2 separate regions of the Homo sapiens genome follow, and region 2 is linked to region 1. Evidence: chromatin contacts called from ENCODE POLR2A ChIA-PET data. All regions are on one chromosome and are shown on one strand. The core of a region is the stretch at or near the end of the contact, and the rest is flanking DNA. Distances in the headings are between cores, read along the strand shown. Region 1 has its middle 98 kb from the start of SASH1. Region 2 overlaps SASH1 (SAM and SH3 domain containing 1).

Region 1 (3,602 bases), core at 1,026-3,525:
CTTATTTTCAGCAGCACTTTATTGGAACTGTTTATTTGTCTCCCCACTAGATTGTAAACTCCTTGAGAGCAGGGCCATCTGCATTCCAAACACTTAGTACAAGTACATAGCATAGGTTAAGGACTCAATAAATATTTGATGAATCAGTAAATGGAAACAAAAAGTGTGTGATATTCTTTGGATACCAGTAAACTCGTAGCGACGCAAACTTTTAGTTAAATTTACAAATCATTTTGTTTTTGAACACATTTACTTTTTCATTGCAAAAGTATTCATAATATTTTGGAGGCTGAAGATCTTTCAGCTGTTTGTTTACAAGCATGTCAGATAAATTATGAACCTGACTGTGGTTGATACAAAGTAATCCCTTCCTTAAAATATTTTCTTTTTACTATAGAATAGTCTCTCTATTATTTTATGTCTATCTGATCTGCAAATATTTAGGAGGATTGAAACTCCTTTTGTACTTGGCACCAAAAGCTAGTGATGAGAAATGAGTTGAATCAAGAATAAATGAGTCCTGGGATGAATCCCTTTATGGAAAAATGTGTGAAATAACACAAATGAATGGTATTGATGCTGTCACTAATCATTTTCAACACCCAGAAAGGTCTACTGTTTGTTTTAAAGCACACACACATAAACATTACCCCACTACCTTAAAATTTTCGGGCTGAAGTTGAGAGAAAGAAACAATTCTAAAGGAAACATTCTGTTTAAAAAGAATTGCCAGAGGAAAATACATGAACTGAATGACGATAAGATAAATGACAATGAAAAGACTTCTACTTATTCCTGTTAGCTCTTGTTTCTGAATCCACTGTTCTGTCAACTCTCAAGAATATGGGTAATCTATAAGACAGAGAGAGAGAGAGGAGAGAGAGACAGGGAGAGAGAGAAAAGAGAAGAGAAGAGAAAAATATGAAGTCTGAGCATGCATGTATGTGTACACATGTGTGTTTGTGTATGTGTTAGGGATAAGCAGATGTTTCCCAGCTTAATTCTTTTTTTTTCTTTTTCTTTTTTTTTTGTTTTTTTAGACGGAGTCTGGTTCTGTCGCCCAGGCTGGAGTACAGTGGTGCGATCTGGGCTCACCTCCATCTCCCGGGTTCACGCCATTCTCCTGCCTCAGCCTCCCGAGTAGCTGGGACTACAGGCGCCCACCACCATGCCCGGCTAATTTTTTTGTATTTTTTAGTACAGACGGGGTTTCACTGTGTTAGCCAGGATGGTCTCGATCTCCTGACCTCGTGATCCACCCGCCTTGGCCTCCCAAAGTGCTGGGATTACAGCCACGAGCCACCGCACCTGGCCCCCAGCTTAATTCTTGTTTTCTCAAACTTGGCAACCAAACCCAACCCAAACCAAACCGTACCAAAACACTACCCCCTTCTCACTAACATGTCTTCCGAAAGAAAAAAGTCCCTTCAGTTATTAAGAGCTACACTGCCAGTTCTATAACTCAACCTTACTAAAGAACCCCAGGAGAGACAACCAGTAATGCATTTACTATGGGATAATTAATTGTTCTAACTTAATGCTTCCAAATCAGTAATCACTTGTGTTAGATTGACCTTTTGTATCTCAAAGGTGGGAAACCGTCTAGCCTCAAGCGGAAGTTCTCTGGTCTCTATCTTTGTATCACTTTTCAATTGCAGCATAATGATGAACAGTATCCATGCTATAATACCAAGAACCGATTTTATTATTAGCATCTACAACTTAATTGCAGGCTACCTGGTGTTATCTGCTCTTCCTTGATAGAACCGTATTTGAGAGAGGAAAACAATCATTTGGGAACCGTGTTTGTGTCGAGAAAGAGGAGTTAGTGCTATTTGTTTTCATAAGCAGAGAGGAAGTTATCAACCCTGCAGATTCTAAAATTCTAAATCTCAAGAGCTTTTAACATTTCCTCTTTAAGGCATCAAGCAGCTGTTTCTCTTGGGAGGGCTCCTGGAAACCAACTGAGTTGAACATGGGGTAATGGAATGTGGATTTGAAAAAGGAATACCAAGATACAGCTTGTAATCTTTCTCTCTCTCTCTCTCTCTCTCTCTCTCACACACACACACACACACACACACACATACACACACACACACACACACACACACATGCCCCAGGCCTCAGGCCCCAGGCCCCAGAACCTGTGAACAGCTTAGGGCAAATGAAGTTCTTTCTTCCTTACAGCCAGGCAAAGCAAGAATCCACTCTGTCAGGTGGCTTTTCTCATGTCGCCCTTGGGGCCTATGCTTAGAGAAGCCCTGTGGCCGGCAGCACAGCTGTGACCCAGTTGCCCTGAAATAGGAGCAGTCAGACACGTGGCCCCAGGAGAAACAACAGCAGCAACAACAACAGCAGGAGCTTCTTCTCCAAACTGCTGCACCCTCTTTAAGAGGGTCTTCCCTATTAAAGAAACGGAGGCCTACAATGTGTACCTTCCTCTGCCTCCCACTAGAGCTGCAAACAACGCCTTAGCACCCAGGAACACTGGCCCACTCTCTAAATGTCTGTGACATTTGTATCATCATAATAACCCTTTATAATAAAACAACGTCCTACCGCTGGGTGTGTTCATCCATCAATATGTGCATGTAGTATTCTGATGTGGTTGTCTTGTTGAGGCCATGGGAAAGACCAAGGCCTGTGAATAAAGCCGGTCTCCTCTGCATGATAGGGATACATTTTCCAGTGTAAACATGCAAGGAATATACGTGTTTGAAGACAGGATACCAAAACCTAGTAGGTGGTAAGGTCTAGGCTTCCAGGAGTCTAAGCATACTTTCGGGTCCTGCCTGGTAGAGGGGAATAATGGCCTTGCCACATGGATGCAGGCTTAGAGCTGGGAAAGGGGGAAGATGGTCAAGTGCTGTGTTGAGAGCAAAGAACAAAATTGTGGGTTATTTTATTCTTTTTGCTATTCCTAGTCATTTAATGGGGTTTTCTTTACATGTTTCAGCCTAGTCTCAGAGTGCTTTGGGGAACTCAGAAACCAATCTCATCAGTGGTTGCCAACAGAGTTGAGGCAGAGAGTGTCCCCTGAGGCTGGTGTAGTTGTCAGAGGAGAGACTCCAAATCCTGGCCAGGTGGGCCAGGCGCTTCCCACATGGCAAGTCTCCCTGCATAGCCTAATGTGGAGGATCAGATTTGATTTAATGAAAGAGTGGTCTTCCTGGCATCATTTCTCTAAAACATAAAACTGGCCATTCCTCATTTCCATAGTCTCCCAATTACTAACACGTTTATAAAGCTCAATAATGACTGTCACGTTTGTTTAGGGAGCTAAAGGTGGAAGTCCAACTTTAAAGCAGGATTTCAAGTTTCCTGATCACATTGAATTCTTTTTTTTTTTTTTTTTTTTTTTTTTTGAGACACAGTTTCACAGTTTTACTCTGTTTGCCCAGACTGGAGCACAGTGGCGTGATCTTGGCTCTCTGCAACCTCCACCTCCTGGGTTTAAGCGATTCTCCTGCCTCAGCCTCCTGAGTAGCTGGGATTACAGGCACATGCCACCACACCTGGCTAATTTTTGTTTTACTATTATTATTATTATTATTATTATTATTATTTAGATGGAATTTTGCTCTTGTTGCCCAGGCTGG
Region 2 (3,510 bases), core at 699-3,198, 190 kb before region 1:
ATACAAATATATCCCAACATGAACGCATGCATGTTTGTTCATATATGAATGTGTGCACATAGAGGAAAAAAAACGCTGAGAGTATATCTCACTGAATTTTTTTACAAGCATGTAGTCTTGCATTACTTTTTTCTAAAGATGAAAGATTAGCTTAAAAATACGATCTCCAGGCCGCGCACGGTGGCTCATGCCTGTAATCCCAGCACTTTGGGAGGCTGAGGCAGGCAGATCACGAGGTCAGGAGATTGAGACCACCCTGGCTAACACGGTGAAACCCCATCTCTACTAAAATACAAAAAATTAGCCTGGCGTGGTGGCGGGCGCCTGTAGTCCCAGCTACTCGGGAGGCTGAGGCAGGAGAATGGCATGAACTCAGGAGGCAGAGCTTGCAGTGAGCCAAGATTGCGCCACTGCACTCCAGCCTGGGGGACAGTGCAAGCCTCCGTCTCAAAAAAAAAAAAAAAAAAAAAAAAAAAAAAATCTCCAGTTCCCCTATGTTTTTAAATTATCTACATATGTATGTCTATAAATGCAGAAGAAAATATCTAAAAGAATTCTACACGCCAATGGTTACTTCTCAATTTATAACCTTTTTCAATTACTTTAATATATTTTTAAAACATAATAAAAGATATATATAACAAATTCCTTTTGTAATAAAAAGTATACATATACAAATTATTCATATATTTTTTAAAACTTAATAAAAGTCCCCAAAGTTAACTCTGATAACAATTTAAGAATGACAAATCTCATTAACATTACAAACTCTTAAAGAAACCCTCCCAAGTTAAGTGTAACAATTAAGTCCAACAATTAAGCTAAAAAGCTACCTAAGAAATGTTAAAACAGGCCGGGCATGGTGGCTCACCAGCACTTTGGGAAGCTGAGGCGGGCGGATCACGAGATCAGTAGTTCAAGACCAGCCTGGCCAACATACTGAAACCCTGTCTCTACTGAAAATACAAAAATAAGCCAGGTGTGAAGGCACACACCTGTAGTCCCAGCTACTCAGGACACTGAGGCATGGGAATGGCTTGAACTGGGAGGCAGGGGTTGCAGTGAGCAGAGATCACGCCACTGCACTCCACCCTGGGCGACAAAGAGAGACTCCGTCTCAAAAAAAAAAAAAAAAAAGAAAAAAGAAACAAAAGTATTAATACTTTATTTCTCTAGTTAGGTCATGGCTAGTATTGAAATATTTTCTTGATGTGTTAAAATTTGTATATTTTATTATTAATAGAGAAGGACCATGCTGAAATGATTTCATATTCATACTTTGACTAAAAGAGGCTCCGCTATAGTATGGTATAGTTAAAAAGAAAAATGAATCAGGTGATCAAAAATCTTACTGGGGAGAAAAACCTCAAATGCATTTATTGTCAGATTGGACAATTTGTAGAAAAAATAGTTCCACAAACATTTATTGTATCTAATACAGAAGCTAAAAAAATAAATAAATCCAACAACAAAAGCAAAACCCAAGTATTGCAAGATGAAATCAGTAGTTTGCCAAAACCAAAACCGAAACAAATGTGTACCTGTGTGTGCTTTCACCTGCTTGTGTATGTATACACACACACATCTACAGCCACACTAAAAGGGACTAGGTCAAATACAAAACTAAGTCTCTGACCCTAAATGATGACATTCTGGCTTTAGGAGCTACATCCCATTGTGCAAAATACCAGACTCAAAAACCCACCCAGGGCAGAATTAGATCCTGGAAAACAAATATCATGCCCTCATCCCCACTCCCACTTTGTCTCCACCTTCCTGTGGAAATCCACACGTTCCTCCTCCCTTAATGCTGCCAAGGCTGCAAGCCAAATGAACTTCACAGCTGGAAAAGCAGGAGGGACAAATCCCCCTTCTGTTCCAAAAATGGAGAGGAAGAATACCAGGCGCCCACCAGCTCAGCTCAGTGCCAAGTTCTCCTCCTCCACACTAGGTACAGGAAGGAGGAGGTGGAAAAAGCCAGAGGCGATCGGATGCTTAGCCACATGCAGCTAAAAGTAAAATGCCACATGCTACTACTGATGCATGCAATTAATGGAAGGACCCAAGCTCTGAACTGCTGTGGAAAGTTGCTGCCGGTCACAGATTTACGTTTTTTTTATCACTTTACAAGAAGGCTGTAGAGTTGTGGTATCTCCCAGTTGGCAAACTACATTATATGTGTTCTTCACCGGAGAGATCCTTACCAAGTAACAGATAAACCAGAAGAACAGAAACTTCCAGATAAACTCTACTTAAAAATGTATATATTGCTCAGGCGTGGGGGCTCACGCCTATAATCCCAGCACTTTGGGAGGCCGAGGCAGGCAGATCACCTGAGGTCGGGAGTTTGAGACCAGCCTAACCAACATGGAGAAACCCCATCTCTACGAAAAACACAAAATTAGCCCAGCGTGGTGGCACAGGCCTGTAATCTCAGCTGCTTGGGAGGCTGAGGCATCAGAATCGCTTGAACCCAGGAGGCAGACATTGCTGTGAGCCGAGATTGCGTCACTGCACTCCACCTGGGCAACAAGAGTGAAATTCAGTCTCAAAAAAAAAAAAAAAAATTATATTACTTTGTACACTATCTAGTCTTGGCTTTTATTTGGTTTCCTGCTTATGACAAATGGGTCCATATGATCAGATTCAAGTAGGTTATTTCTCACCTTTTAAAGGAGGCCCCTTTCTCCATGTTTTAAACCTAAAAATACCATCACGTCTTTATTTTTATTGAAAATTCAAAGAGACTCTAACTATTTGCAAAGTTCTGGGAGTCCAAGCGTTGACTCCATGACCTGCTGGCTGCTGTTTAACCTTTCAGTCCTGGCTGACCTGTCTCAGACGAACCAGCCGTCCCACTAGATGAGCTCCAGCAGTCAACACATGGACTAGTGCAGGGCGGTCAGGCATGTAGATCCCAGGGCAACCTGAAAGTCAACATTCTCACCCTTGCCAGGAAATCATTCCACTCTTGTCTGACTTCTCTATTCCAGTCAATTCATGGAACATGTGTCGATTTTACCAGGACTTAAAATTCAACATTGTCAGCCAGGCGTGATGGCTTATACCTATAATCCAGCACTTTGGGAGGTTGAGGTGGGTGGATCATCTGAGGTCATGAGTTTGAGACCAGCCTGGCCAACATGGTGAAACCCTATCTCTTCTAAAAATACAATAATTAGCCGGGCGTGGAGGCCGGCATCTGTAGTCCCAGCCACTAGGGAGGCTAAGGCAGGAGAATGGCTTGAACCCGGGAGGAGGAGGTTGCAGTGAGCCGAGATCGTGCCACTGCACCCCAGCCTGGGCGACAGAGTGACTCCGTCTCAAAAAAAAAAAAAATCTATTGTCTTAGGAGTCTTCTCACTCCCCACTAAATCAGCTGCCCAAAGCTACTGCTTTTCTCTTCCCAAGGTTTCTGGCATCCATCCAGTGAATCCATTCCACTTGTAGTCCTTCGCCTCACAGCTACCTGGGCTACCAGCATACGGCTGCATGGAAAGTACTGTCAGC

What was found. ChIA-PET counts read pairs that join two places held with the same protein, here RNA polymerase II (POLR2A).
Region 2: POLR2A ChIA-PET joins it to region 1 with 13 read pairs in Panc1. The contact joins two enhancer-like sites. POLR2A ChIA-PET finds 5 or more read pairs at or near these places in 5 of 52 experiments (BJ, HEK293, Panc1 and 2 more).

Annotation. Positions count from the first base shown.
Region 1 is chr6:148,243,418-148,247,019 of GRCh38, reverse strand. It overlaps a transcript of SASH1 not described here. Among named protein-coding and RNA genes, the nearest start is that of SASH1, 98 kb to the left of the region's middle. Within about 2 kb of position 2,275, at least 8 of the 41 ENCODE cell types and tissues checked have a DNase peak (open chromatin) inside an H3K27ac peak, as active enhancers do.
Region 2 is chr6:148,431,034-148,434,543 of GRCh38, reverse strand. All of the region lies in intron 2 of SASH1 (SAM and SH3 domain containing 1), which reads right to left. Among named protein-coding and RNA genes, the nearest start is that of SASH1, 90 kb to the right of the region's middle. Within about 2 kb of position 1,948, at least 3 of the 41 ENCODE cell types and tissues checked have a DNase peak (open chromatin) inside an H3K27ac peak, as active enhancers do.